Regions from separate parts of the Homo sapiens genome. Here regions 1, 2 and 4 are each linked to region 3. Evidence: chromatin loops called from intact Hi-C (ENCODE). Cell type or tissue: Caco-2. All regions are shown on one strand. Links, peaks and the distances in the headings refer to the core of each region. The heading gives the core; the rest is flanking DNA.

Region 1 (7,822 bases), core at 1,213-6,212, 300 kb before region 3:
AGTAATTTAGGTGTACTGTCACCAGTTGTTTCCGTCATGACTTCTAAGTCTCAGCAGCCATTTTCCCTTAGGTTTTATTAACTGAGTCAGTAACTCAAAGTGTCATTGTTTTCCACTCATCTGGACTTTCTGAAAATAACACAGTGCTTTATTGGAAAAGCTAAGCATAGACATTAGCCAAATGTTTGCTAAAAATTAACCAAATTAAATGTTATTAAATAAGATGTGCAAATAGAGGAAAATTTTGAGAAGTATGAACAAATCCCACTAATCTTTGTTGTCAGTCACTACTTAGAACCTTGGCTTCGCACCAAGGCTGAATTAAGTTGAAGAATGTTTTCCGTAATGCTTCCCCTACCTTTTAAGTTGGTTTGAAAACATTCAGTTGCATGTGTACCACTGGATTTTTAGCTTTTTCACTAGTTGTTACCCTGGCAGCCTTGATTCAGTGAAAATCTTGTTTTTATCACAGGCTATTTCTCTGAGCAGCCAATGTTTCACGCTCTCTCCCTGTCTAATTGTCTGGCCTTGGTAACTCTTAGCAAGAGTTGAAATTACCTCGGTCAACCACATGACAAAAGAGTGGGCATGGGTTTTCCTGAATGTCTCCTGAGGTGACCAAGGGTGGAGTGGTGGTAGCATAATAAACCCCATGGGAAGTGGAGCCATAGATTCCATCAGCTTTGCAGAGGGGCCTTAGACCCAGCAGGGTTTAAGAAACTGCTGTGGATAGGATGCCTTGTCCTCCATAGAGATTATCAGCTGCTACCTAGAATTTCTTTTTCATTTGCAGTATGTCAGCATACAGAAAAAAAAAAAAAAATAGCAAACACCTGTGTATTCATCAAATTTGTCATATTTTAATATTTTGCCATGTTTGCTTCAGATCTCTTTCCCTGCAGGAAGAAAAATACACGTTTCAAATAAACAACGCCCCCTCCCCATCCTTTATATCCTTCCCTGATATTCCCTCCTCCTCCCACTCCACAGGGAATTATTGATCTGATTTTGGCATTCATCATGCCCATGTGTTTTCTTCGTGGCTTGTCTTTTTCCTACATGTTTTTGTATATCTAAGCGGTGTAGAATATTCTTTCACTTGTTTTGACTTTATATAAGTTGTGTTCTATATGTATCCTTCAGCTACTTGTGTAACTTTCTTTTTTCTTTTCCTTATAATTTTGAGATTTATCCATGTTGATATATGTCTCACTTATTTTCACTGCTGCGTAGTATTCCATCAAATGAATATTTCACAGTGTATCCATTGACTTATTAGTGAATATTTGAGTTGTTTCCAGTTGTTTTACTATTAAACAGTTTTGCAGTGGACATCTTTGTACATGTCTCCTTTTGCACATGTATGAGAGTTTTCTCTAGGGTATGTAACTAGGAACAAATTGCTGTCTAGTAGGGCACATGTATTTTCAGCTTTACTAGATACAGTCAATTTACTCTTCAAAGTAGTTATGCTCTTTTATCGCCTTACTAGCTATATATTAGAGTTCCTGTTGTTCCACATCCTCAGTAAAACCGGATATTGTCCCAGCTGTTCCTTGCTTATTGATTAATTTAAAGACAACATCGTGCTTAGCAACCATCTCAAACATAGGGTCAGATGCAAACTTAATTTTCTTATACCATGCTTCTTCCTTTTAAAAGAATTGTTTTGATTTCTGAGTTACAAATCCAAGATAACTATAACATAGCTTTTTTGCCATATTTATTTTTTTAATAATTTTTTTTCTGATCACGAAATGAATATATGATTATTTTAAGGAACTTGGAAAACAAAATGACAAAAAAGAAAATTAAAAATTCTACCTAGACATAGCCATTGTTAATAACTTGCTATATTTTTCCTTCTAGTGTAGACCTATGTAAAGTATACATTTACTTTATAATTAAAATTTGTCATTTTATATCACAATTTTACTTAAAATTCTATTGTGGCATTTCCCATGTCATTGGATATTGTTTGAAAACATCATCTAAGGCCAGGAGCGGTGGTTCACGCCTGTAATCCCAGCACTTTGGGAGGCCAAGGCGGGCGGATCACGAGGTCAGAAGATCGAGACCATCCTGGTTAACATGGTGAAACCCTGTCTCTACTAAAAAAAAAAAATACAAAAAAATTAGCTGGGCTTGGTGGTGGGCGCCTGTAGTCCCAGCTACTCAGGAGGCTGAGGCAGGAGAATGGCGTGAACCCGGGAGGCGGAGCTTGCAGTGAGCCAAGATGGCGCCACTGCACTTCAGCCTGGGCTACAGAGCGAGACTCCGTCTCAAAAAAAAAAAAAAAAAAAGTGTAAACAGCTGGATAACATTTCTTTTTGTAAATATAAATATAGTTTAATCATTCTCCCATTGGAGGACATTTTGGGTATTAAAATGATACTGGAGTACAAAATCTTGGTGCATAAATTTCATCTGAGTTTGTTTCTTTGGGATAGATTTCTAGAAGCCAGTAACTATTCATGGAATTAGATTGGATAGCTGATAAAAGCAGGGCATCAAGGGAGAAAAAAGAGTTGAGAGAGCAAAACAACATGCTTAAGGATCATGAGATTCGTGAATTCAGCTTCTGTCATATTTGAATTGAGTGGCAAATTTGTCTCTTACCTGAATTTGGAGACCCTTCTCTAATTAGGGATGATTATTAGAGGGAAATTCTGCCCTACTGTGGACACCAGAGAGTTGGTTGTGTGTTGTAGTGTTCAAGAGTTTTATCCAATATTCTGCTTCCTGCAGAGTTCCTGAATTGAGGGTCTTTTGTGGAATATCTCATTGAAGTAGACTTTTAACCTTGACTTGCTCAACATCTGATCAGAAGCAGCTCGTTGTCATATAAGGAAATCTGCTCTGTTATGGAACATCTTTGAGTAGTTGAGTTCCCCTTTTTCCCATAAGTCCAAATTTGATTCCCTGTCACCTTCAATTGTTCTTTAACTTGTTTTTAAACAAAAGTCTCCCTAAAAATAATTCCAGAAGTATTTGAACTTTATTTCTCTATTAGCTTCTACTGTAATTAACATGAAAACAAACATGTTTTAAAGTCTTTGTTTCCTTCTAAGGTATAATTTAGCTTTATCACGTCTTCATAGTGAAAGTTGTATACGTGAACGTTGGTAGGATAGAAAAACTTTCCACATAGTTTTATACTTGGTGCCCAGAAAACTTCCAAAGTGTTTAGGTACTACTCATTATTATTTCTTAGAAATTGAATAGAAGCAGTGGCTTGAGTATACACAGTCCCACTTTTTCGTTAATAATAACCACATTTCCCTTTTTTTTTTTGCACAAAAGTGTTACATGTATTTTCTCGTTTAATCCTTGTACAACCTATTAGGGTAGGTATTTTCCTCATTTGGCAGATGAGGGTGCTGAGGCTCAGAGAGATGAAAGACCTTTCCTGTCACACAGCTATTAAGGGCAGAGCTAGGATTTAAACTCAGATCTAATTCTAAAACCTGTATATTTAACTAGTTTGCACATCTGTCTCCCTGACTTAATTGCATCATAAAATCAAAGATATTTCTCTTCAAAATATGTTCATGTTGGATTATTTGGCTGTTTCACTGTTAGAGGTCTGTTGCTTCTGCTGGCTTTTCTGTGGCAATCCCAGCTGCTCTTCCCCGTGGCTTGGGCACACCAAGGATTTCCTTTCTGTGATTGCCCCATATCTCCCTAGTCCGCTGTGGGGGGCACCTTCCTGCTTCTGAGGAAACTGAAGCAGGAGATGAGGAAAGGGTAACAATTAATTACATACTTTTTTTTCCCGAGTATTATCAACTAACATGTTCCATAAAGGAGCATGTTTTCACAGCTGTGTGCTTTAGAAACAGGGAGAAAGGTTTGAGTTTTTATGACTGAGGTATCTTCAACAAAGGCTGTGATGTACACGCTTGATGGACTTGGAACGTGGAAACCCATTCCCTCCCTCAGCCCTGGGATTGGAATCTTTGTGTTTATGGTCACATGAGTATTCAGATATGTTATCTCTGAATGTGATGCCCTGGTCAGAGAACCAAGGAGTGGACTTGCTAGATTATATGATTTAATTACCCTAGATCAATCAAGCTTTGACTTACTGATGGCAGGATATATTGTGTATTTTTTCCTAGTTGCTAGAGGAAAGGAACAAAGTTTAATCCTTGGCTTTGTTGACCTTTGGTATCACTTTTATCTTGTAGTTCCGTATAACTGCCTTTGTAGACTCTTCAAAAGGCTGAAGGCAAGTGATTTATAGATAAGGGCTCATTCAGTACTTGCACAAGAAGAGCCCATATCTTCAAATATGGGTGACGTAAATTTACTTCAGAAACAGAAATGAGCTCATTTATTTGGAGAGATGTGAACAGAATGTGCGTCTTTTGCTCCGGGTGAGAAATAAATTTAAATTCAGAACTTTGCTTGGGGGAAATGAAATGGAGGAACTAGGCACTTGAGCCTCTTGGAAATTAGAGATCTTTAGCCAAGGCCCAAGGGAGCACTGTCTTGGTCCATTTATAACAAAATACTGGAGACTGGGTAATTTATAAAGAACAGAAATTTATTTCTCACTGTTCTGGAGGCTGGGAAGTTCAAGATTAAGGTTTGTTGAGTGCTGCGTCTTCTAGAGTGGATGAACACTCTGCCCTCAACTGGCAGAAGGAGAATGGGCAAAAAACAGGAGTAACTCCCCTGCTGAGCCCTTTTGTAAGGGCAGCTAATCCCATTTACCCAGAGAGGAGCCCTCATGGCCTAACCACCTCTTAAAAGCCCCACCTCCTATTACTGTCATTGGCAACACCTGCATTTTGGAAGGGACCCATTCAAACCATAGCAAGCACCAATAGTATGTTTCAGAACTCATCCACATAGGAGCACTCCTCAGCATGTCCAACAGCAGTCTGTGGAGAACTACTTTTTTGTTTTGGTTTGGTTTTTTGTTTTCTTTTTTGTGACACAGTCTCTGTTGCCCAGGCTGGAATGCAGTGGCATCATCTCAGCCCACTGAAATCTCTGCCTCCTGGGTTCAAGTGATTCTCCTGCCTCAGCCTCCCAAGTAGCTGGGATTACAGGTGCCCGCCACCACACCTGGCTAATTTTTTTGTATTTTTATTACAGATGGGCTTTCACCATGTTGGCCAGGCTGGTCTCAAACTCCTGGCCTCAAGTGATCCACCCACCTCGGCCTCCTAAAGTGCTGGCATTACAGGCATGAGCCACCGCGCCCGGCCAGAGAACTACTTTGTGTAAGTCTACGAGGCACCATACACACTTTTTCCCTTAAGGACCTTACTGAGTAACTGGGAAGAGAGAGCAGGAATGTCAACAATAATACAGAAGAAGGGTTCTATGGTAAATGCCGAAAGTGAACCTTCAACGAAGTGAGTTCCAGAGAGACAACCCATAAAGGTAAAGATTTAGTCATAAATGAGCTGTGTTGCTACTGAAAACATCTTGATTCTAAAGTATAACCACATCTCAACCAAGCAAAAACTGTCTTAAGCCTGAATTAAGAGGAAAATGATATTTTAAATGAACTCCTCAAGTAAGTTGCCAAATCATTGACACTAGAATTTTAAGAATTGGTGACTCTAGAGCTTTCATGGTTTGGCTACTGTATTATCTCCCTCAAGGTGCAGTAATATTTCTGTCACCAAAAATCATTAATTGATAACATTATTCTTTCTGTTAGTTCTAGCACTTATTTCCATCACTGTGATTTTTTTATTATGATGATTATTTTTACTTTACTTACTTAGTATAGGGGATTACCTGCCTTTTAATGTCATCCTGACAATTAAGACAAAATACAGAACATGCTTAGCACAGTGCTTGGCTGAGAGAGTGCCATCATTAATATTAGGCATTATTTTTCTTATTCTTGAAATACAGTGTTTTATATAGTGCCTGGCATGTAGTTAAATTTTAGTAAATTATAATAATGTTGTTTATTGTTTTCCAAAGGATTTTTAACATGTATTATCAATTAATACTCTGAGCTACATTCAAGGTATATAGTGCTATTCCTCTTTTACTAATACAGAAACTGAAGTTAAGTACATTGGTCAGATTTTTCTGGCTGATTTAAGCAGATAAAGAAATTATTAAAAGGAATGTGGATAGCTCACAGAATCAGCAGAAGAGCTCTAGAATCGTGTTTTGGGCTACCTAGCCAAGTAAAATGGCCAAGATCATGCCACAGAACTGAGCCACTGCCAAGTACCTGCCGTGCCTTGCACGGCAAACAATGCTGGCTGGCATTGGTGACCGGACTTTGCCACAGGGATTGCTTCTACTGCTCCCTTGGAAACTGTTTTACAGAAACTGCTGTCACCAAGGAATGTACTTCATGGAAGGCCCTATTTTGCAACATTTGCCCCCTATTTACAGTCTGGAGTGGGTGGCAATTTGCTTTATTGCCAACTCATTGTGTCTTAACTCTCTGTGAAAGAAATACTTCGTTTATATTTTCTTTTAATTGGATATAAACTGAGTAGAAGTTGAGATTATTTTCCTTATTAGTAGACTTCGTGTGTGGAAAAGTTAGTTTTTTCTGAAATTGATCTTGTTCTTAGCAATTATCTGCTATAAGTATTGCCTCAACTTTTTAGGCTACTACTAAATGAGAACTTTCCATCTGATCAGGGCGTCTTCTCCAGTGTAAACAATCCTGTTTCCCATTACCCATTGGAGCTAAGGAACCCATGATGAGTTAACACGTGCAAGAAGGGTTACCCCTTTGAGCAAGAAAAGTCCTGGCATTAGTATTTCAGATTTTTTTCTTGCATCCTTTTCTGATATTTTATTTATTTTCATTTAAAGTGGACCTATGGTTTATCTTGCTGAAAATCTCAAAAAACCAAAAAACAAACAAACAAAAAAAAAACGTGTCAGGTCCCTAATGTGATTGCTGTTAACCATATAAAAATAACCTCCCCTCTTTTATAATCAGTCTTGGTGCGCCTTGCAAAGCCTACATTTCTAACCTGTGTATACTTCAAACTACTGTGAGCATGTGTTAAACACCTTTTTTTTTTTAAATAAAAAGAACACTTTCAGCTCCTTAAAGCAAGCTCTTTTGGGAAGGAAAGAATCCCTGAGTGCTGCAGCCATCCATCCTGCTTTGTCTGGAAAGCTAAGGTTTTTGGGTTATTGATGTTTCAACAAGTGGAGAGCACCTAGGTCTGGTGAGCACCAGCTGCTGAAGTGTGGGGGGCACCCAAGTGGCCTGTTCTTCCAGGATGGCATTCATTCTTCCAGGCAAGTGGGACAAAGTGGGCTTTCTGCCTTCACTCAGTGAGAGCTGTTGAAAGATTTTCTCATCTGAATTGTGAATGTTTGTAATGTTTATTTTCACAGTAAGAGTGAGGGCCTTCTCACTTTGAATATATTCCTTTTTGCAAATAATTTTGAAGTAGTCCTGATCCTGTGTTAAAAGAAACATGGTATGTCATTATAGAAGAATCCTTCATCCCCCTTCCCTTACAAACATAAAATTTTCAGAGTTTACATTTGGAAGAAAACCTGGTTCAATTCTCTCCATTTTCAGGGAAGGAAATGGAATTTATTCTTTCCTTTGTTTATCCTTTTATAGTTTTCATTTTGTTCCCTGTTGGTCACATTTTTTTTTTTGGCCTTCTTATTAGAGGGGTATTGTGGAATATTTTTGCTTAGCAAAAATTAAAATCAACATACCTGACTTTGTAATTGTAAAATATGTATAACATACAATTTATCATTTTAATCCTTTTTGAGTGTACAATTCAGTGGCATTAAGTATATTCACATTGTTGTGCAGTATCATGACCTTCCATCTCCGGAACTTCTCCGTTAT
Region 2 (7,822 bases), core at 1,550-6,549, 1.2 Mb before region 3:
AAAGGGAAAATAATAATATACACATAAGGAATAGGGAAGAGAAGAGCAAAAATAATTTCCTATTTCGCCTTCCCTTCTTTTGGAGTTGGAACACTCAAATGGTGTGATGGGTGGCACTGGGGCTAAGGGGACAAGGCTGGCCCAGCTGGGAGATTGCTTACATGCAGGAGGATCAAGTGAATGAGTCAACGTATCAAGGAGACTGGGAATGCAATTTCTCACTGTTGAAGAAAGGAGTTACAAATATGCAAAGGGGAAAATGTGATACTGGATTGGAATTGAAGGCATTAGTCCGAAGTTATGGATTTTAAAGATAGGAATGTGACAGATGATAGATAGGTAGGGATAGACAGGTAAATTGAGAAGTAGAAATGTATGAATGTGTTATATTTCCTAGTCCAGGAGCAATGACACCCCAGTTGCAATGAGCATCCTAGCATTTAGATCTCAGTTTCTAAATACCTTTTTCCACTAAAAGGAACCAGGGCTGGGGCAGGGAAAGAACAAGATGACCCTGGAACTCTATTGTACTGAAAGTAAGGAAGCCCTCAGATAATTATGAGGACATGTCTAAAGGACACAGGAGTGGCTCACGCCTGTAATCCCAGCACTTTGGGAGGCCAAGGCGGGTGGATCACAAGGTCAGGAGATCCAGACCATCCTGGGTAACACGGTGAAGTCCCATCTCTACTGACAATACAAAAAAATTAGCCAGGTGTGGTGGCGGGCGCCTGTAGTCCCAGCTACTCGGGAGGCTGAGACAGGACAATAGCGTGAACCCAGGAGGTGGAGCTTGCAGTGAGCCGAGATCACACCATTGTGCTCCAGCCTGGGCAATAGAGTGAGACTTCCTCTCAAAATAAATAAATAAATAAATAAACACAGGAGCCAACTTCATGGGGCTCCAGTTGTCCACATCTAGGTCATTTTGTGGATCAAAATAAAAAATGATAGTAACTGATTATAATTCATTGAAAAATCAAATCTCATGAATCCATACTTATATAATACATGAATGAATAAATATGAGAGAGAAGAGAGAGCTCTAACTTATAGTAAATGCCAACTAATCAATGTAAATATAATTATGGAATTAGAAAATTGTTATTATTTTGAGACAGGGTCTTGCTCTGTCACCCAGGTTGGAGTGCAGTGGTGCAGTCACAGTTCACTGCAGCCTCAACCTGCTGGGCTCAAGCAATTCTCCCACCTCAGCCTCCCAAGTAGCTGGGACTTCAGGCGTGTGCCACCACACGGCTATTTTTGTATTTTTTGTAGAAATGAGGTTTCATCATGTTGCCCAGGCTGGTCTCAACTCCTGGGCTCAAACAATCCACCTCAGCCTCCCAAAGTGCTGGGATAATAGGCATGAGCCACCACACCCAGCCAGAAAATTATTATTTTGCAACCATTATAGTTATAACTAATTTAGATAGAATCATCATTGGATGGAAAAGCTAGTAGGTGAAAATTTGATGAGGAAATGGATACAATCTCAAAGTATCTCCCCCAAAATATTTAGTGCTTATTAGTAGTTTAGAAATACAAATTACTTACTAGTTAGCTCTATAGCATAGAAACCTAGCCAATATCATCTTAATCGAGTGCTAACATATAATGTTGTCTATAAACAGGATAAATCTATATTAAGTTACTCTAACAAACTGAGAAAACACAGCATCATTTCTGTGAACGTCCTGCCAAAAACGCACCACCCAAATCTGACAATAAGGTAACATCAGACAAACCCAAACTGAGGGACATTCTACGAAGTAATTAGCCTGTTCTCTTTAAAAACACCCAGGTTATGAAAAACAAGGAAAGAATGAGAAAATGTTCCTGATTAAGGGAGACTAACAGAGATATAATGACTAAACACAACACATGATCCTGGGTTGGATTCTGGAATTATAAAGAACGTTATTGTAAAATTGGTGAAATCTGAATGGAGTCTACGGATTGTGGCTTTATTACATCAATGTTAAATTCCTGATCTTTTTCATTTCTTTTTCCTTTCTCTTTTTTTTTTTTTTTTTTTTTTTTTTTGAAACAGAGTCCCTGTCATCCAGACTGGAGTGCAGTGGTACAATCCCGGCTCACTGCAACCTCCACCTCCTGGGTTCAAGCGATTCTCCTGTCTCAGCCTCTCAAGTACCTGGAATTACAGGCATGTGCCACCGCACCCCATGTAATGTCCCGATCTTGATGGATGCACTCTGGTTATAGAAATGTCCTCATTTTAAGGAAATACATGCCAAAGTAGTAAAGGCTCATGGGGCATCATATTTGCAACTGTTCTCACCTGGTTCAGAAAAATTTAAGAGCAATAATACGTATAAATGTGTAGATAGAATAAGAAGACAAACATGGTAAAATGTTAACAACTGGGGAATCCGGATGAAAGGTGTACGGAAGCTCTTGTGCTACTACACCTGCAACTTTTCCATAAGTTTGAAATTGTTTCAAAATGAAAAAAATGTACAAGTATCCTAGAAAATGCAAACTCATCCAAAGTGACGGAAAGCAGGTCACTGGTTGTCTGAGTGGGATGGGCCAGAGGAGAGAGGAGTCAGGATTACGAAGGGGGCACAACAAGGAAACTTGGTGGGGAGGATATGAATATCCTTTTTTTTTTTTTGCTTTTTTAGAGACAGGGTCATGCTCTGTCACCCAGCTCATAGCTCACTGCATCCTCAAACTCCAGGGCCCACGGGATCTTCCTGCCAAGCAACTGGGACTACAGGCTCAGCCCACCATGCCTGGCTGTTTTTTTTCTTTTGGTGGAGATGAGGTCTCACTATGTTGCCTGGGGCTGGTCTTGAACTCCTGGTCTCAAGGAAATCCTCCCACTTATGACTCCCAAAGCACTGGGATTACAGGCGTGAGCCACCTTGCCCAGCCATGTTCATTATCTTGATTGTGTCAGTTGCCTCTTTGGTGTAAAATAGGTCGAAATTTACTATGTTGTACACTTTAAAAATCTATTAATAGGTTAAATAACATGAAATAATTGTTTTTTAATTCCTAATATTTGCCTAGGGAATACAACCAACCTCTTCATCACATGAAGACATTTTTTTCATGCTTTTCCATGTTCCTGAAATGCCCTCCCCTAGGAGCTTCCTCCAATTTATCTACTCTTTCACATTCAAGAAGGTAATGGAGTTCCATCTTCCTCCATTAACTCCCCCATACTGAAATCTGCTATATCTTTCATTCATTTGAATCTTATTGTTACAGTACATACGATGGAAATCTATAATATTTTTATTGCTATAGTTATCATTTCAGTTGTTATGTTTTCTGCTTATTTTTGTATCAGAGTTGAATCAAGATGTTTAAGTCTCTGGAGAGTTAAGTATTTTGTAGGAGGAAGAATATCAAGGTTGTGGAAAAAAAAAAAAAAAAACCTTGTTGTGGCTGAGAAACTGGGCTGGAGTCAGGAGGCTGGTGATGGCCCCAGTTCTACCACTAACTAGCCATGTGCCTACGATGCTTCATTTCACCTCTTGAGATCTAAATTTCCCCGTACGTCAAAGCAAAGGTGAGGTCAATGTCATCTATGAAATGTTCTTGACTTTCAAATTATTTGAGTAGTGGCCGCTAGATGGAACCCGTGAACCCATATCCATACATGAGCATTTCAAGGAGAGGTGGTGCTGAAGCAGGAAGCCAAAAAGCCAGGGTGACAGATTATCCTGTGCTTCGTGCAACAAGGATAGTCTGTAGGAACAACAACAAGAGAAGTTGTCTCTCTCAGACAATGGTGTCCTAGCCTAGACATGTGGGCTAGGAAATTAGTGATCAGAGGAAATCAGACCAAAGCCAAAGTCAGAGACATTTTCTGTTCTCCTCTTCACTAAACCCCAAGGCTCTTTAGCATGAAGTATGCAGACCCTGTGTGATTTTCTGTGTTATCTAAAGTAAAACTTATTAGAGTTCCACGTATTTTTAACCAAATATGTTTAATGAACGTTGTTCTGAGAGAAAGGGGATTCCAGTCGCTTCTGTCAGAGGCATTCAAGGATATGGAGAGAAATAGCTTTTTAGAATTTGAAAATAAAATTTCTATGAAATTGGTCAAAATGGATGAGAAGGAAAAAACCTCTCAAGCGGTAAGTAGGTAGAAAAACGATCGCTTTGTGCCATTTTTATATGTTAACAAATTATGTTAACATTTATTGAACACATCAAACCCTGCAGTATAACTGATTCTTCAATAAGTGTATACAAGTCACACATAGAATGAGTGGCATGCTGGGTGCTCCCTGAATAATCCTTTTCTTTTACCAGTTAAGTTTCCTGCTGAATATTTCGAAACTCTTTGCAAACTGACTTCAGCACCTCTGTGGGATATTCCCTTCCACTGCCAACCCTTAGTTGTCAGAAACTCTGTCTTTGGGAAGCATGCTACATTTTCTAGAACAAATCTAGATACTTTAGAAATGATGGATGATGATGATGATGATGAATGATGACAACACTCTGATGCAATTCATATATCACAACATTATCCAGATCCAACAAACACTGAGAAAATGGTGTTTTGCAGCAATTTTAATTCCTTTATTTCTCAAACATCTTTGTCAATAGTCATTTTTAATGTTATGTTATAGATGATGGAACAATCTTAGAGATGTTAAGTAACTGGTACTAATAATACAGATGGCAAAGACAGAATTCAAAATCTGGAGCTCTTGATTTATTTTACTTTATTTTATTTTTTAGAGACAGATCTCGCTTTGTCGCCTGTCAACGGCTAGAGTGCAGTAGCGTGATCATAGCTTACTGCAGCCTCGAACTCCTGAGCTCAAGCAACCCTCCCTCCTCAGCCTTCCCAGGTCTCCTGATTTCAAGTACAGTTCTTGCCAACACACAGTGGTAAAGGGTATGATTACCTAAGCCTTAGCACAGAAGGTAGCACCCCTTACTGGTGAGCTATCATGAAACTATGCGACAATTTTCTCCATCTTTTTTAGAGTTGTTTTCCTTGTCTTCCTCCTCATCACGATTATTATTGCTTTTTCATTCAGCAAAAAATCTGGTAGGAGACTGCACAGAAGCATGATCACTTGCTATCAACAGTGTAACCCTACCTAACTTCCCTAATCCCTAGCAAATGAAGGAAAAATCATATACAGGCACTGACAAATAGCAACACAAGAAAGGGCAACAAAATTACTAAAGAGTAACGCCATCCTCCCCAACTCAAACCAGGGAAAGTAAGCTTGCCTAGGAACTTAGGCTGAAACTCACCACAGTGCCAAAAACCTGTTTTCTTGAAAAGAGGTAGTGCAGATAGTGAATCCACTGAGCCACATAGGGTGGGAGTTTGCTTTAAGTGCTTTTCTTCTTGCCCACAAACTAGCGTAGGCTGTGACTGGCTCCAGCTGATCCTTATCAAGGCAGCTAGTTCTGAGGGCTTGGTTAAGAAGCTCTTCGTTTACTTAAGGGAGCAAAGAGAAGACACGTGAATTGGAAAAGGATATCTAAAATGTCCCCTAAGGCTTCATAAAGTTGACATCTTTCGTCATGACTTCTACAGTTCAGGAAACCAGGTAGCAGTAAACAATTATGAACTCTACTCACTCGCCCTATCACTTTCACATCAAACTGGGGGTACTGTCCTTTGAACAGAAGACTCATGAGGAAAGCGCAGATTCCTTCCAGGTGGGAAGAAAGCTTTGTCCCTGCTCCATGTCTGCTGATCTGCAGGAAGCAGAGAGAGCAGGGCTGTTCGACTCCGTTTCCCTAATGATGTCCCAGCCTCTTTCAGTTCTGTGAGCAAAACCAAGGCTGGGTTTGTTAGCACAGCCTGTGACAGAGCCTGGGCAGGTCCTTGTATTCTGGCAAAGGCTGAACCAAAGAGCAGTCTCATTGCACTATTTACTTTCTTTTTGTTATACTCTCTCTGGCTCAGCACAATCAGTGCAGTCCGATGCTGCAGAAGACAGACTGTTCCCTCTCTCTTCCCACAGTGTTTCTCGTCTACCTTTTGCCCTTATTCAATAGTGGGAAGAAATTTCTTCTTGACCTCAGCAATCCTTTCTGACAATTACCATATGCCTCAAGAGACCTGGGAAGCTTCGCCCTGTCTGGCACAGGGAGACAATTCCTATCCAGAATAAAACTGAAAGCTTTCAAAAAAAAAAAAAAAAGAAGAAGAAGAAAAGAAAGAAAGAAAGAAAGAGAAAAAGAAAGAAAGGAAAGAAAGAAAGACTGTAATAAGTTACCTTGTCTCTGGGAGATTCTGTAACAATGAATTGCACAGGCTAATTATCCCCTCTATTAAAAAGTTTTTAAAAGGTTCCTCTTCATCATTTAGAGTATGTTGCCTTGGCACCGGCCTGGAGAGGGTTAGCACAGGAGCCAGGCTGAGTTTAATTAAAGAATTTCCGTGTGTCAGCAGCAGGAGACTTTGATTAAAGTGAGAAGCAGCCAAGATTCCGGGAAGCGCGTCTTTCTCCTGTCTCCTCCCCAAGATGTGCGGGTGTCCTTCCCCCAACACCATGGAAGAAGGGGTCCAGGAAGAAAATGTCACACTTGCCTGTGACCCCCACCTGGTCTGCAGAAAGGCAGAGAAGACCTGCTTATGGAGGAAAAAGACGGCCTCTGTCTGGAGCTTCTATGAATTACATAACGAATAAGTGATTTCACTACAAAGCAGTGAAATTTTTAAAAGTTAACCAGGTAGCCCTTTTTTATTCTAATTCATAGAAAATACTTTTATTTGTTGAGTTAGCTACAAGGTTTTACTTGCTTAATTTTTGTAAAGTTGTTTATTTTGTGAATAAGAAACTTATGGTCCAAGGGTATATAGTGAAAAGTCAGTCTTCCTTCCATCTCATTGCCCTGGCCACCCAGTTACAATTTTCTTGTATACCCTTGCAAATATATTTTACTCCTTTATAGGCTTAAGTGTCTGTGTGTGTGTGTCTCTCTGTGTGGTGTGTGTGTGTGTGTGTGTGTGTGTGTATTTATTATCTGAAATTCAAATTTACTTATGTATCCTATGTTTGATCTGGCAACCCTATACTAGCTGTAACCCTGTACTAAGCCCTCTCAGAGGGCACAGATAGGAGCTACATATATTAACCCATATATATACACATATCTATTATGATTTATATATATGGTTAAATATGAGTTCATACTCATATTTCTGACTCTAATCCAGTATCACAGGGTTCCTTCTAGCCTTCTGCCTTTGCTTATCTATAACTTCTCTCTCCAACAGTGAAAAACCTGACCCCCACTATCCACTTTTATTTCCTTATTTGCCCATTATTACTTAACGGTGCATGTAAAGCTGTTTCAGCATAGGTAATACCGCCCCACCCCAACCCGATGAGAAAGAGACTTGCCAGTTGGAACACAGTGCTTATGTCCAGTTCCTTTGGCCTTTAGCCTTACAATTATAAGTCAAAGCAGCACCTGCAAGATTATTTTGGTTTGCACCTTTTCCCAACCCCTTCAGGGATGTTATGTGTACAGTTACATTCATTCATGAAAGTCTGCAGTCCCCACCATCCTGGTTGATATTTTTTTGATTGTATACATTAGCGTTCCCTCTTTGTGATGTACAGTTCTATGGATTTTGACAAATGCAGAGCCATTTATCCACAACTCAGTATCATACAGAATTGTTCCTACCCCCCACCCCCTCCCCACCTCTGCCTTTTGGAGACAGAATCTTTCTCTGCCACCCAGGTCGGAATGCAGTGGTGCGATCATAGCTCACTGCAGTCTCAAACTCCTGGGCTCAAGCAATACTTTTACCTCAACCTCCTGAGTAACTGGGACTACAGGTATGTGCACACAT
Region 3 (7,822 bases), core at 1,523-6,522:
AATGTTAGTGTGCTGGGAAAAATAATGAATGAAGCAATGTAATTTCTGAATTATATTAACATTATCTCCCCATTTGTTGCTTGCCCATTAGCTAATAATGACTATATCTGGCATATAAAGCTTTTATTGTGGGAGATAGGACTGCCAGTAGACAAAAGGGAGAGAAAATCCTAATCCTATAATTTCAAAGAGTTGGTACCCAATTATGGGATATTTTGGACAGTGTCCTTTCTATTCACCAAGTTAACATTTAGTTAATCGCCCCATTTGATTTACTCAATTACCCCTTTCTCCCAGCTAAAATCCATTGAGTTCTAAAGAACCATTTCAAAGGCCAGGCCAGGTGGCTCATGCCTGTAATTCCAGCACTGTGGGAGGCCAAGGCAGGAGGTTTGCTTGACTCCAGGAGTTTGAGAGCAGCCTGAGCAACATGGCGAAATCCTGGCTCTACAAAATATGAAAACTTTAGCTGGGTGTGGTGGTGCGTGCCTGTCATCCTAGCTGCTTGGGAGCCTGAGGTGGCAGAATTGCTTGAGCCTGAAGAGGTCATGGCATAATCATGGCATTGCACTCCAGCCTGGTGACAGAGTGAGACCCTGTCTCAAAAAAAAAAAAAAAAAAAAAGAATGGACAAAGGCTGTCTCTTCAGTAAATCTTTTCCTGATCTCTCCTATAAGCATTTTGCTTGCATCATCTTTTTATAGAACACATATTTGGCCTTATGTTTATGTTATTGTCTGATTTTTATATGTAGAATAATATTTTTAATTTGCATATGTAGAATAAAGCTCCTCCCACTGAAGACAGTGATTGTATTTTATTCACTTTTCAAAATTCCTCTGATGACTAGCCTTATGGTTTGTACAAATTAGGCACAACTAAATATTTGTTGAATTTAATTGTGCTGTATCCTAAAATAATAGAATACTAATAGAATAGAATAGAATAAATAATATAATATTTCTAAAATATTAATAGAATCTTATTCTATTAGGAATAGAATAACAGATTAGATAGAATATTTCTAAAATTCTAAATACAAGTTGGTATTTGACTCACATCTCTAGTGCTTTAAAAAAGTGCAACAGAATACTCTGTAAAATAGTGTTACAAAGTCAGGCTAAACATGTTAGAGTATGTACTGGTGGGTTTTTTAAAAAATTAGTTTCAGTAATTATGATTAAATCCATGGTAAATATAGACCTGTGATAAATCTAGATCCTTACGGTGATGACTCATTTTAAAAGACCCTAGTTTTCTGGATCTCCATTCTCCTTTTACTCAGTGCCTTCTCGTTTTTTTTCTCTATTTTAAACCAGTTTTCATTATTTCTCTGCTTTGAGAATCACTCAAAACAAACCAGTAAGGGATGTTCAACTTAAATCTAAAACATCATAGTCACATTTAAAGTCCTGAGAACGCAGCATTCCTGTTAAATAATGGTCATAATGAACTTATTAATCCTGGCCCTCTAATTACACTATTCTACACCCCAGTGATAAAGGTGTTAAAAAATGATGATTTAATTTTGTTCTGGTCTTTTCACTTGGATGTACCGTATACTGACATGAATCTCATCATGACTGATAAACTGAACTTGGATAGAAGAGCTGTTAGGATGACTTAAGTGCAAAAGAGAATCTACCGTTTAGGCAATCAGTATACAGTTTCCTTAAATTTTCTATAATTTATTTCCTTTTTTTGTATGATGTTCCAGCTTTTCCCACAGAGCTAGGAGCCCCACAAAAATAGAGACTTTGTCTTATTTGTTTCTGGTGCTTGTTTGTCTCTGTAACTCTAGCACTCAGCACAATGCCTGACACATTGTAGGTAATAAAGGATACATATTGAGTGAATGAAGTACACCTGGGGTCAAGTATCACATGTTCCAAATGAGCTTGGCTGAGGTTAGATTACCCTTATATTGGACGTGGAAAGGATCTATTACCTAATTTCAACTTGCCTCTATGTCTGTGGCATTGGTGGTTGGGTAAGGTCTATTGATTGTGAGACACAGTCTCACTTTTTACCACAAGTAGTATATGGAGTATGCGTGAGTGCGTGTTCGTGTGTGTAACAGGAATCTTAGCCATAGGACATGAAAAGCCAAACTATGGGACCTTGAAAGGTTCGCAGGTAAATGGTAATCAAAGATTCCCAAGGTCTGTGAATTCTAGACATCTTTGCCATAGAAGCCTATGGCCCCTCGCTCTAGCACATAGTGATTCTGCTGGTCCCTACATGTCTTCTCAATGCACCTGTCTGTTTTCTTCTTACTGTACTTCCTAGTTCTTACTGTACTTCCTAGTTCTAGTTCTTGGCTTAGCTAATAACCATTTTCTTTCTTTTGGGTAGAGCAGTCTGTACCAGGCCCCATCATAAACCATAGTGCTGAGTTAGGAGCCCAAGCCAGTGGCTTGGAGTTGGAGTACTTTTCTCTTGGAAGGGGCTATAGACTGTATAAGTTGCATGACTGCCATGTCTAGGATTCCTAATACCGTGCACTGGGAGCCATCTCTGGGATCTTCACTAGAACCAGGTGTACTTGCCAATCATATCTACTGGGTGCTAATTACCTACTTTGCGGTTATTTTGTTTAGAGCATTAGATTAGCTTCATTGGAGGATACAAAAAAGATTAAAGACTAAATAGATTTATATCTGAAGTCAAAGTGAGTAAGTCATAGAGACAGTGTATGTGTTGGTGTGTATGTGGCGGGGGAAGCACTTTCTGAAAGAGCTATGTGTAGTGGAAAAGGATCAAGTTTAGGTTGTTATCTTGACTTTGCAACCAATCGTGTGTGACTATAGAGAAGTCACCTTTGATCTTTTGTTCTACTTCACTTGTTAAGGGTTGTAATACTTAACTTGACTGTATAGACAACTGTTAAAACACTATCATAAGGCCAGGCGCTGTGGCTCACACCTGTAATCCCAGCACTTTGGGAGGCTGAGATGGGCGGATCACTTGTGGTCAGGAGTTTGAGGCCAGCCTGGCCAACATTGTGAAACCCTGCCTCTACTAAAAATACAAAAGCTAGCTGGGTGTGGTAGTACAGGTCTGTAATCCCAGCTACTCAGGAGGCTGAGGCAGTAGAATCGCTTGAACCCAAGAGGCAGAGGTTACAGTGAGCCGAGATCGTGCCACTGCACTCCAGCCTGGGCAACAGAGCGAGACTCTGTCTCAGAAAAATAAAAACAAAAAATACTATCATAAAATAATTGTTAAATTCAGATTATTGTGTGAGTAGTGTATGAAAATGATATAAAAATGTTGAATAGGTAGAATCTATGCAAATTTAGAGTTCAATTAAATTTGGTGGGGATTAAAACTCTTGTGTATGCATTTAGAAAAGCAGATTATAAATACAGTTGTGGTTTGGAATAGTTGCAGGATTAGGGCTGACAGTTCTGGCCTTGTGCTGCCCTCCTGTGCTGTTTAAACAGCACAGCAGGTCAATTACATTCCTGCTTCATGAATGTTCCGAATTGGGGGAGGGTAGTCTATCTCATTACTAATCCTCTTCTGTCCTCCTGTGGCCACAGAGCGCCTAACTATTTTGGATGTTTCTGTTTCTTCAGTAAAGGAAGGGAAGGAAAACTACTTGGAAACATTCTAGGTCAAACAATCTTATCCTGAGTTATGGAAAAAGGCAACTAATTGCAAATTGCATTTGACATTGGAGATATAATTGATACACCAATATAGAAGATCCGAGCAGATTATCGAGGTTTGGAGAAAAACACCATCATTACAGCATTGGGAAAGGCTTTTTGTCAAGAATAAATAGAAATGCATCTTTTTTTTTTTTTTTTGAGACGGAGTCTTGCTCTCTAACCCAGGCTGGAGTGCAGTGGTGCGATCTTGGCCCATGCCTGTAATCCCAGCTACTCGGGAGGTTGAGGCAGGAGAATCACTTGAACTTGGGAGGCGGAGGTTACAGTGAGCTGAGATCGTGCTATTGCACTCCAGCCTGGTCAACAAGAGCGAAACTCCATCTCAGAAAAAAAAAATTGCTGAGAATTTATAATAAAGCCATACACTGTTTATCTGGTTAATAAGATAGTCTATTATGGTGGGAACAGAAGATGCTGTTCTACAGTGATTTTCTAAGCAGAACATTTGCCAGTTGAAATGAGAGACTCACAAGCAAAGCTAATTATTTGCTAATTCTCTTAGCATATCCTGCAAAAATGGTTACTTTTAAAGATAAGGTCATTTGTCAGCATGGCAATTTTTTTTTTTTTGAGACAGGATCTCGCTCTGTTGCCCAGGCTGAAAAGTGCAGTGGCATGTTTACAGCTCACTGCAGCCTTGAACTCCTGGGTTCAAGAGATCCTCTCACCTCAGCCTCCCCAGTAGCTGGGACTACAGGCATACACCACCACACACCCAGCTGATTTTTGTGTTTTTTGTAGACACAGGGTTTCACTATGTTGCCCAGGCTGGTCTTGAACTCCTGGGCTCAAGTGATTCTTCAGCCTCCACCTCCCAAATTGCTGGGATTAGAAACATGAGCCACCAAGCCTGGCCAGTATGATAATTTTTTTATGACAGTTAAGAAAAGATATTGAAGGAAACAGTGTAAAACCAGGCAATGAAAGAGTAGAGAAAGGCAGTCAATATATGGCACCATTTTAATATGCTTGCTTCCCCGTCAGCCAGCCCTCACCCCTGGCCACAGCCTGGCCTGTTGCCAGACTGGTTTCCTGATCAGAACCCATCTACCCTCTGCTTAGACTAGGAGTGTGTGTGCATAATTTATTCATGTGGGTACACAGCATGCATAACATGACTTTCTCTTTTTAACTCACACCAGTCAGGCTTTCACATCTTTACCAAGACTCCTCTTATCAAGTCATCAGTGAACTTGATGGCCAAATGCAATGGTCAGTTTTCAGTGTTTATCTTACTTGACCTATCAGTGGCATTGGAATCATTTGATCATGCTTTCCTCCTTGGAACACTCTCTTTACTTGATCCCTGGGTCACCTCTCTCTTGGCTCTCCTCCACTCTACTAAGGGCTTTTTCCCTATCTCCTTTATCTAGATACTTCTCATCTTGATTTCTAAAAGTTGTAGTACCCTAAGGCTAACTGCCTAGCTCTTTTCTACATCTAAACCCACTCCCTTGGTGTTCTTATCTAGTCTCATAGCTTTAATATCATCTGAATGCCAAACATTTCCAAATGTGTATCTCCAGCACAGACCCTTCTGCCCTGAATTCCAAACTCACATATCCATCTGCTTACTCGACATCTCCATTTGGATGTCTATGGACATCTCAAACTTAACATGACCCAAACAAAATCTGTTCATCTCTCAATCAACCCTATCTCAGCAACTGGTCATACCTTTCTTCAGTTGCTTGGAGTCATCATGAACTCTTTCTCACACACACAGACCATTTCCAAATCTTCAGCAAATCCCATTGGCTGTATCTTCAAAAAACACACTATCAACTCTCTACCCTTCTTTTCATGTACACTGCTACCACCCTGGTCTGAGGCCCATGACCTCTTATCTGGATTAGTGTATAGTCTACTATAATACATGGTCTCCCTACTTCTCTCTTGCCTCTTTGAAATACTTCTTACTCAGCAAAGTGACAAAAGTTACCCGAAGTCAGGTAAAAAAACTCTATGCTCAAGGATGATGCACTTCAATTGGCATAAAATCCAGCCTTTACCATGGCTTATAAAGTTTACATGATTGGGGTCTCTACTTCCTTCTTCTCTGACTTCATCTCCTACTCCCCAGCCCCCACTCACCATGTTTCCAGCTTACTAGTTCCCTTATTGTCCCTCAACTATCCCAGACACATTCCTACCTCAGAGCCTCTGGATTTGCTATTTCCTGTGCCTGCAACACAAAATTACATGGTCCATGCTCTCATTCCATTCAGGATTCTACTCAAATATCACTTTATTGAAAAGTCCTTCCTTGTTCATACAGCATCTGCCTTCATTACCCTCCGTACTCTTAATTAGTTGATTTGTCGTGTTAGCACTTACAGCAACATGACATATTATGCTTATTTATTTGTCCATTGTCTGTCTTCCACACTTGAGTGTAAGTTCTGTTTCATGACAGCAGGGACTTTGGCTATCTTTGTTCTCTGCTGTGTCCTCAGAGAGTCTGGCATCTGGTGAGGGTTCATTAAAAATTTAATGAATGAAGAAATGAACAAATATTAATGTGGATAATTATTCAGAGAGTTGGTCAAGAACAGCAAGTGGGTAGGTTCCAGTTTTGTTTTACATGGAAGTTTGTATAAACTGAAGACTAAGATCAGAATCAGGGAAAATGTTCTCCTTTATGTCTTCTCAATGTAAAAAATAGAATGTAGTTGAATGTGGTGGATTGGTAATAAATATGTTTATTGTTCCAAATTCCATATTTTATTTATTTATTTTTTTAGGGACAGGGTCTCGCTCTGTCGCCCAGGCTGGAGTGCAGTGGTGCCATCATAGCTCACTGCGGGGTCAAACTCCTGGCCTCAAGCGATCTTCCCACCTTGGCCTCTCGAAGTGCTGGCATTACAGGCATGAGTCACTGCGCCGAGCCCAAATTCTGTATTTTAGTAGTAGAAGTTGTCCACTTATGTTTTAACCATGGAAATTAAATTATGTGTGTGATCATGAATCCAAATTTTGCTATTTATTTCCTATTCTTTTTTTTTTTTTTTTTTTTTTTTTTTTGAGATACGGCCTAGCTCTGTCGCCCAGGCTGGAGTGCAGTGGCGTGATCACAGCTCACTACAGCCTCAACCTCCCTGGCTCAAGCGATACTCCCACCTCAGCCTCCTGAGTAGCTGAGACTCCAAGCATGTGCCACCATGCCCAGCTAATTTTTAAATTTTTTGTAGAGATGGGGTCTCGCTATTTGCCCAGGCTGGTCTCAAACTTCTGGGCTCAAACCATCCTCCCACCTCGGCCTATTTCCTATCCTTATGGTCCTGGCAATGCTGGTAAACTTGCATTAGTTCATTACATTTTACTTGGAAATGAAAATTTTCATCTAAGTAAAATGCCTGATGCATTTTTTTTCTTTAAATTCTGACCCCACTAGATTAGTTTTAAACCCTTCTTGAATCTAATTTTTTCAAAGATGCCATTTTTCCAGGCATTTGAATCCCATTTTCCCCAGAGCCTTTGTTTTGTGAATAGTGCATTCTAAGTAAATTAAACCAATGAAGCCTTAGTGATATAATTGCAAACCTATCCAGTCACTGCATCTTCTACAATGGATTCTGGACTCAGCTTAAGTAGGACTAATAAGTACACTAGTCCTAGTGCCTTCTCTGCTCTCTTTTGTGGCTTTGGAACACTCAGTTCTCTATTTCAGAGCTTCATCTGCAAGAGTGGATAATAGCATTTGCCTCACAATTGTGGTCTTATGAGGATCAAATGTGATGACACCAGGGAACCTGCTTTAAAGTATTTAAAGTGGCTGGGCACGGTGGCTCACGCCTGTAATCCCAGCACTTTGGGAAGCCAAGGCTGGTGGATCACGAGGTTAGGAGTTCAAGACCAGCCTGGCCAAGATGGTGAAACCCCATCTCTACTAAGAATACAAAAATTAGCTGGGCGTGGTGGCACACACCTGTAATCCCAGCTACTTGGGAGACTGAGGCAGAGAACTGCTTGAACCCAGGAGAGGGAGAAGTTGCAGTGAGCCAAGATCACGCCACTGCACTCCAGACTGGGTGACAGAGCAAGACTCCGTCTAAAAAAAAAAAAAAAAATTAAAGTATTACGTTAATTAGGGATGACTTGGGTTCAACCAACAGAAACTCATAACAAGCTAGCTTGGAGCAAAG
Region 4 (7,822 bases), core at 1,092-6,091, 220 kb before region 3:
ATTCCACTTTTTGTTTTTGAGACAGGGTCTGGCTCTACTGCCCAGGCTGGAGTTCAGTGGCACAATCTCAGCTCACTGCAACCTCCGCCTCCTGGCTCAAGCAATCCTCCCACCTCAGCCTCCCGAGTAGGCGGGACCACAGGTGCACTGGTAGAGACAAGGTTTTGCTATGTTGCCCAAGCTGGTCTCGAACTCCTGGGTTCAAGTGATTGCTTGCCTCGGCTTGTTAAAGTGCTGGGATTAAGGCATAAGCCCCTGTGCCTGGCCAATTCCACTTTTTTTTTTTTTTTTTTTTTTTTGGAGACAGAGTCTCACTCTGCTGCCTAGGCTGGAGTGCAATGGTGCAATCTTGGCTCACTGCAAGCTCTGCCTCCCGGGTTCATGCCATTCTCCTGCCTCAGCCTCCCGAGCAGCTGGGACTACAGGTTCCTGTCACCTCGCCCAGCTAATTTTTTGTATTTTTAGTAGAGATGGGTTTTCACTGTGTTAGCCAGGATGGTCTCAATCTCCTGACCTCATGATCCACCCGCCTAGGCCTCCCAAAGTGCTGGGATTACAGGCGTGACCCACCGCGCCTGGCCAATTCCACTTTTTTGAAAGAACTAGTTCTTTTATTTTTAATTATGGTAATGGTAACCAATTCAGAGTAATTATGGATTAGGGTGCTCCAACTTATGTAACTGGGGGAAAAAAAATTCCTTACATGGAACATCAAGAGTCACTGTGGTATGTTGCTCAGGAGCTAGCAGTGTTTCTCCTCTGCTCAGCCACTGTCCACTAAAGCCACATTCCAAATACACATCACCAAGTTACCACCCAGCAGATCTGATCCTGTGGCACCAAAATGCCTCAGCAGTAAGTACCCAGGGGCCAGAGAAGCTCCAGAATTGAACAAGCCCAGGAAGCACAACAAAGTATGGCACAGATGAGATCCCGTCAAGACCATTGCCAGGAAAATAACCAAATGAGAGTGTGTGTGTGTGTGTGTGTGTGTGTGTGTGTGTGTGAAAATTCTGTTAGATCAAACACTACCTGAAATTATTGGCATGTGGACCCCGGCTCAGAAACACTGACATAAAGACTTAAATGTAATGGGATTTGTTTTCAAAAGATTTGACTTTTCTCTGTAAAAAACACAGCAACAAGGCAACAGGGAATATTACCAAAGTTTCCCAAAGGCTTGTATAGGATTTGAAAAAGTTGGGGGAAGAATTTAACCCTAAAAGCTTAACTGATTTTCAAACACCTGCAAATACATAATTACAGATCCTGTGAAGCTTAACCTTGGTGGTGTTAAATGTTAGCTAGAATGTCACAAGGCCAGTCCTTAGGGACAGTGTGACACACACGTCACCTTGACCACCAGATGAGTAAGCTGCACCACGTGCTGTTTTCAGACTTTTGAAATCTCTGAAATAGGCTCCTTTTCTCTAAAGAAAAAATGGGGGGCTGAGGGGGTTCACCTACACATGAGACGATCACCCACAGGACCTGCAATATTATTTGAGCTACTTACCAATGAAATCTACTGATTTGTCCAACCACGGCAAAATTTTCTCACAAAAGCTGTCATTCACAGGCACACGCAGGAAATGAGACTCGGGGATAAAGTCAGGCTTTGGACAGGTATTGCTGGCATTTAACACATAACCAATCCCATTCTGCTGCATCAGCTCCTATGGAGAGAAAGAGTAGCAGTTAAAGTGACTAATAATATAGTAAACATGATCATTCTGAAAGAGTGAAGTTTAATGTGATGATAAAAATGCCCAGTTTCCTTGAAATATAATTCATTCAGATCAGTGAAGTCCAAAAACCTAGCAAAATGACATCTAGAGACAAGTTTAAAGAAAAAAAAAAATTTAAGGACAACAAACGCTATTTAAAATAGTATGCTTGAAGCCCACACATCATTCATATAGTCAAGTCTCTATTATCTTCATTACTAGAGAGAGAAGTGGAACAAAGAATACAAAAGAAAACAACAGTTTATATGATTTTAGAATATATGGACACACAACATTTTCTTCCCACACGGAACACGCTGGTTCTCTAAGATACAATTCTAGTCATTCTTCTCACTCTAAATACTCTCTTTGAAGGCTGCACTTACTTCTGTAGTCTTAATTACCAGTTCTACATGCTGATGGCGTGTGTGTGTGTGTCCTCTTAAATTTCCAACCCGTATCTCCAACTACCTACTGACTATCAGGATGTTCCACAGGCCCTTCACATTCAAAATGTCAGAAACTAAACATATTCTCTTTTTCCCTTTTCTGCCCCCAACTCCTGCCTCCTCTCTGTAATCCCCAAATTGGTTTAGGGTAATAACATCGACCCAGCCAACTAAGCTCGAGAATAAAATGGGGCTCCTTTCTCTTCCCCATGACCCTCATCCAAATGGCTGCCAAATCCTTTTGGAATAACCTCTTCCATTGATCCTCTCTCCTCTCTATACCCATTCACTGCTCAGTAGCCAAGATAACCAAAAAAGCCACCAGGAGCTCTTGAAGTTTGCAGTGGTTTTCTCTCCAAACCATGTTCTGAACAACTAGAGGAATCTTTGTTATGATTAACCCCAAGCTGGGTGCTTTATCCACATTCTTTTCATTTCCTTGAGTCTCATTTCCTGCTCCTGTCCCATATAGCACCCCCAACGTCAAATGTATACCCACCCTCTGTTCACACGATTCCTGTGCTTAGAAGGCCCTGTCCTTCTTCCAGAAGACACTCTTCCCACTTTTCCTACTTTAACCTCATCTGTGAACTCTTTCCCACTCATGCATAATTAACCATTCAGTTCTCTGTCCTTCCAAAGTACTTTGTTCACACCATTAATTAAGCACCTACCATAGTGTGTTACCATTAACAGATAATTCTCATCTCCCCTGTTATGTAATGAAGTAATGAGTAAGATCTTGGACCGCGTCTTGTTTTTGCACCTTCAGCCCAGCTATAGAATTGCACTCAAAACAATCTGTTCAACTGACATCCATCCACCATTTAGCAGGCAAGCCCACACAAACCCGCTTCATTTAGTCATCCCCCTGCTGCCTCTCAGGAGACGTTCCAAGCCTGGAATAATTATCTTAGTCTAAGCAATCTTGGTCATTTCTTCCTTCTCTTGGAATACTACCTTTTCTACAAATCTTTTCCAACTACCTGAAAGAAAATGGGCAATTTTCTTCCTATATTACCCTTCTGAAACATGCCAGTTCCCTAATCTCTTCATTTACTACATTTGGCACAATAAATATACTTTATTTTACATAAAAGGTGAACAGCAGCCGGGCGCAGTGACTCATGCCTGTAATCCCAGCACTTTGGGATGGCCGAGGCAGGAGGATCACCTGAGGTCGGGAGTTTGAAACCAGCCTGACCAACATGGAGAAACCCCAACTCTACTAAAACTACAAAATTATCCAGGTGTGGTGGCACATGTCTGTAATCCCAGCTACTCGGGAAAGTTGAGGCAGAAGAATCGCTTGAACTCAGGAGGCAGAGGTTGTGGTGAGCTGAGATCGCGCCATTGCACTCCAGCCTGGGCAACAAGAGCAAAACTCCATCTCAAACAAACACACAAACAAAAAAGTGGACAGCATAAATCCAGATTGTGTATGCAACCATCTCTTATCTCTGAGATGACAATGTCAATAAACAGCTTTTGGAACTAGGTGGATTTCTTAGATTGGCCAACACCCTTCAGCTATGCCAGAGCCCAAGTCTTCTGATGGTCTCATGCTTCTGTTAGGTTAACAATCAGGCTACGTAGATCTTAATGGTATTTACTACAACCTTTAAACTTTTGTACATGTAGCAAAGGTTACATTTGTTTTTCTATGTGTGAACCCAAGGTGAGTTTATCTAGTACTATCTGATCAACAACAGGGTGCAGAAACTGATTCAGGATCACTCATGTAAGAACAGAAGTGGGTCACTGGAGTTAAATCAGCCTTTGAGGACTTTCTCACCAATAGTCCTTTCCACCAACGGTACTACATTTTTCTCCTTTCCACCAATGGTACTACAGATATGTTAAATTAAAAGTAAAGGAATTAGTAATATCCCTATCCACTCAATTCAATAATGAAGAAATTACAGAAGTTTCTGAGAAATGAGGTGACTCTAATAGTGTTACACACTGTACACAATCAAAAGACAACAGGAAATTCTAAGAGAAAACATGTTGCAAGTCAATAAGGACTGTCAAAATTGATTTTCCATAGAAAAAATACGATGTACACTTCTGACAAGTAAACTTAATAGCCTACATTTTAAAGAAATGACAACCTATATTAAGTCAAAAAATATTTATTGAGCACCTTTGTTAGAGACCTTTTAATTAGACAATGACACACGGTACTGATTAAGAAAATCATATCTAACATTTAATGAATGCCTACAATGTGCCAGGTACTGTATTAAGCATTTAAATGGACTGTCTCATTTAATTCTCACAACCACCCTTTGATGTGGGTTCAATTATTGACCTCCTGGGGTCAAGTGATCCACCTGCCTCAGACTCCTGAGTAGCTGGAACTACAGGCATGTGCCACTGCTCCCCTCAAATTTTTAAACATTTTTTTTGTAGAGACAGGGTCTCGCTGTATTGTCCAGGCTGCTCTCAAACTTATGGCCTCAAGCGATCCTCCTACCTTGGCCTCCCAAAGTGCTTGGATTATAGGCATGAGCTACTGTATGCAGCTAGTAAAATATTTTAAACGCAAAATGGACTGAGAAAAAATTAAATAATTTCAATGGCTTTATTTATAAAATTTTTAGCTTAAAAGGTCTATTGATTAAATCTACTATCCAGATGCTACCTGAAAATTTTTTTGGAATAGTAAGATGGGACTTGATAAATAAAACAAGTACAATTTGTAAAAACAAACAAACCAAAAACAAAAAAAAACCCTTAAATACTTAATATAATTTGGCTACTAAATTAAATATCATAAATAAGTGCCTTCTTATCTGGATTGGTAGTCAGTGGAAAAAGTCAGTTAAGGGGGAAATCATTAAAAATGATATATACATACTCGAAACATCATTTTAACTTAAAACAAATAAACATGCATGAATACACTGATTTCTGATGCAGGACCACAGCTTCTTGTTTTCTAGGTTAGCTGACTGGAGTTCGTAAGCAAATCACACCTAAGTGCATCTACCACTTCTACTTTTCATTTTTTAAAGAAGAGCAGGAACTTGTAAAACACTATCAGTGCCAAAGCCTTCTAGATTAAAACTGTCCCCCAAATACTTTACAGCTCCCTTATTCCCACCTAATTTGACAAACATATATATGGCAATCTGTCTTTCCTGAATCTTTCCAAAACACCTGACTTAGGTCACAGAAAAGCATCCCTCTTCCTTCACATTTCATTGGTGTATGTCCTATTTTAATTAACATACATAATTATAATAACAAGTCCAGTGGCCTAAAGTTCGAGAACAAACACAACTGATTCTTGGTAAGTATACTATTCAAATGGTGGAGGCAGACGTGCTACAGCAAAGAGCCCACTCATGCAGCAGGCATTCACCTTCCAAAGATGTGGGGAAAAGATGTCGTGAAATCTCTGGAGTCAGTTAAGAAAGTTTCTAAAGTTTCATGTAACTGTTGTTAGTTTGCTCTCTTGATTTTTTTAATTTTTTTTTTTTTTTACAAACTTCAATACAAATGGCTGGGAGGGGATCTTAATTTTTGTTGGTGTTTTTAAGACACAGGGTCCCACCATGTTGTCCAGGCTAACCTCAAACTCCTGGATTCGAGTGATCCTCCCGTCTCAGCCTCCCGAGTAGCTGGGATTACAGGCGTGTGCCACCATACCTGACTCATCTTATTGTTTGTAATGGTGAAACTGAGATGGAACTATAATTATGAAGAATGAGTCTGATTCTTTTGTGGAATAAGGATTGCTTTTATTTATAGATACGTATCAATGACTTCTTACTAAATTATAAAAAGATATTTATATAATTCATTCAGTTTAGTTTCAGCATGCTGTATAAAACATACACAACTGAATATTTACTCTGCCCTATAATTAAACATCATAATCTTTAAGCTTCTAGAGAGCAGTCACCATATGCTGTTAAATATTTAGCTCAACTTTGTGCTAAGTCTGCAAATACACACTTTCTACTGATTAGATAATCCTTCTTCACTGGCCTTCAAAGATCCTTCCAACACCTTGGCCTCACAGTTCTTTGAACTCCTCATCTTGGCCTCTCACTCTCATGAGATCTAGCCTGGTCTCTGTCATTACCAATTACCACAAACCCTCCATAATCTTGATTTCATGCACCCTTCCACTTTCCAGCTCACTCAAGATCTCTTATACTACACTACACCCAGAATCTGTAAACCCCTGCAGGAGGACCTACAGTCTGATGATCTACTAATTTTCTCTGTCCTTCATCCCCATGATGTCTGTCTGCCTTCCTTGCCCAATGTAAATTCTATAATCAGTTATTACAATCACTCCTTTCCTTTTACCCCAACTTCCTCTGCCCTCATCAATTGTTCGTACTCACTTGGCAAGATTACAACCCTAGTTAAGTCTAATTCTCCACCTAGTCAGCACTGCCCATGCCACTGAACATGGCCAGAGAAAAACACTCCACAATGCTACCTGATCTAACTTTCAATTCATACTCCTCAGCAATCTCTGTATTTCCCCAGTCCATTCACTTTTTCTCTTTCCCATATGCCATTCTGTTTCCCTTTTTCTTCAAACTCCCTATATGTCCCCACTCATCTTCACTCACAGCTGAAGAATGACCTTGCTTCCTACTACAATGGAAAAACTGAAACAGTCAGAGGCAAATTTTGATAGACTTCCATCACCACATTTACCCATCTCTCAGCAAATGCGCCCAGATATAATGCCTTCCCACCTGCTGTTTTGGGCGAACTGTCCATACTCGTAAGGCCAATCCCTCCGCTTGCTAAATAAATCCATCCCCTCTTGCTCAAGAACATAGCTTTGTGATTCTCCTTTCTCCTACATCAATTTTCCACTGTACAGGATCATTCTTCCTACCTGCAATCAAACAAACCATTATTTCTCCCACCTTAAAAATATCTCCTCTCAGCTTCGCGTCTCCCTCCAGCCATTACCCCATATCTTTGAAATTCCTTGAAAGAACCCCTTCTACTTGATATCTCCAGCTCCACTCCTCCTGTTATCTCCTGAACCCACTCCATTCAGGCTTTCACCCCCAACACTCTACCAAAACTGCTCAATGATCACCAGCGATAGTCATGTTGCTAAATCCAATGACCAATTCTCAGTCTTCATCTTTCTTGACCTAAAGTACTACTTGGCACACTCGACTGCTCCTTCCTCCTGGAAAACACGTTGTTTATTTGCCTCCCTGATTACTTGATTTCCTTCCTTCCTCAATATTTACTTCTCAATATTCTTTGTTGGGTCATTCTCAACTCCCCAGACTTTCAGGGTGGGAGTGCTCACGGCTCAATCCTTTTCTCATCTATATTTTGCCTCTTAGTAATTATCTGATCATCTCTTATGACATCAAGTACTGTCTGTATGTTAATGACTCCCACCTTTATACCTCCTCCTTCAGGGATCCCCCTGCCCCATTCATACATCCATCTGTCTACTCAACATCTCCACTTGGAAGTATAACAGGCATTTCGAACTCAGCGTGTCCAGAACTGACTCCTGCCCTTCCTACAGACTCCATCTCAGTTAATGGCAACTGCATCTCCGAGTCTCCTTGACACCTCTCTTTTTCACACACCCCTACCATCCAATCCTATTGGCTATACCTTCAATATAGAGCCCAAATC

The links. A loop is a pair of places that touch in the nucleus more often than their neighbours do. Peaks named below come from ENCODE experiments on the same cell type or tissue, not always from the same donor. Only the 100,000 strongest peaks of a DNase experiment are listed, where the experiment ranks them.
Region 1: a loop joins it to region 3, with 4 times the contacts of the local background. A loop is called at or near these places in 3 of 110 quality-filtered maps.
Region 2: it touches region 3 in a loop (9-fold over the local background); 10 of 110 quality-filtered maps call a loop at or near these places.
Region 4: it touches region 3 in a loop (4-fold over the local background); 8 of 110 quality-filtered maps call a loop at or near these places.

The regions. Positions count from the first base shown.
Region 1 is chr12:12,399,782-12,407,603 of GRCh38, forward strand. The region is part of intron 2 of BORCS5 (BLOC-1 related complex subunit 5); the gene reads left to right. Among named protein-coding and RNA genes, the nearest start is that of BORCS5, 47 kb to the left of the region's middle. In Caco-2, for the core only: no CTCF peak of the experiment used is centred there; DNase peaks (open chromatin) are centred at 3,940, 4,266 and 4,740.
Region 2 is chr12:11,550,527-11,558,348 of GRCh38, forward strand. It overlaps LINC01252 (long intergenic non-protein coding RNA 1252), which reads left to right. Exons shown (of 8, transcript NR_033890.1): 3 at 2,054-2,167; 4 at 3,040-3,156; 5 at 3,323-3,544; 6 at 4,729-6,690. It overlaps LOC124902877 (a long non-coding RNA gene), which reads right to left and starts at 5,677. Exons shown (of 3, transcript XR_007063210.1): 1 at 5,590-5,677; 2 at 5,257-5,446. In Caco-2, for the core only: CTCF peaks have their summits at 3,591 (motif pointing right) and 3,793; a DNase peak (open chromatin) is centred at 3,645.
Region 3 is chr12:12,701,317-12,709,138 of GRCh38, forward strand. It overlaps a transcript of GPR19 not described here. Among named protein-coding and RNA genes, the nearest start is that of GPR19, 9.0 kb to the left of the region's middle. In Caco-2, for the core only: a CTCF peak has its summit at 3,466; DNase peaks (open chromatin) are centred at 2,951 and 3,455.
Region 4 is chr12:12,485,512-12,493,333 of GRCh38, forward strand. DUSP16 (dual specificity phosphatase 16) reads right to left here. Exons shown (of 7, transcript NM_030640.3): 5 at 1,517-1,676. Among named protein-coding and RNA genes, the nearest start is that of DUSP16, 73 kb to the right of the region's middle. In Caco-2, for the core only: no CTCF peak of the experiment used is centred there; a DNase peak (open chromatin) is centred at 3,710.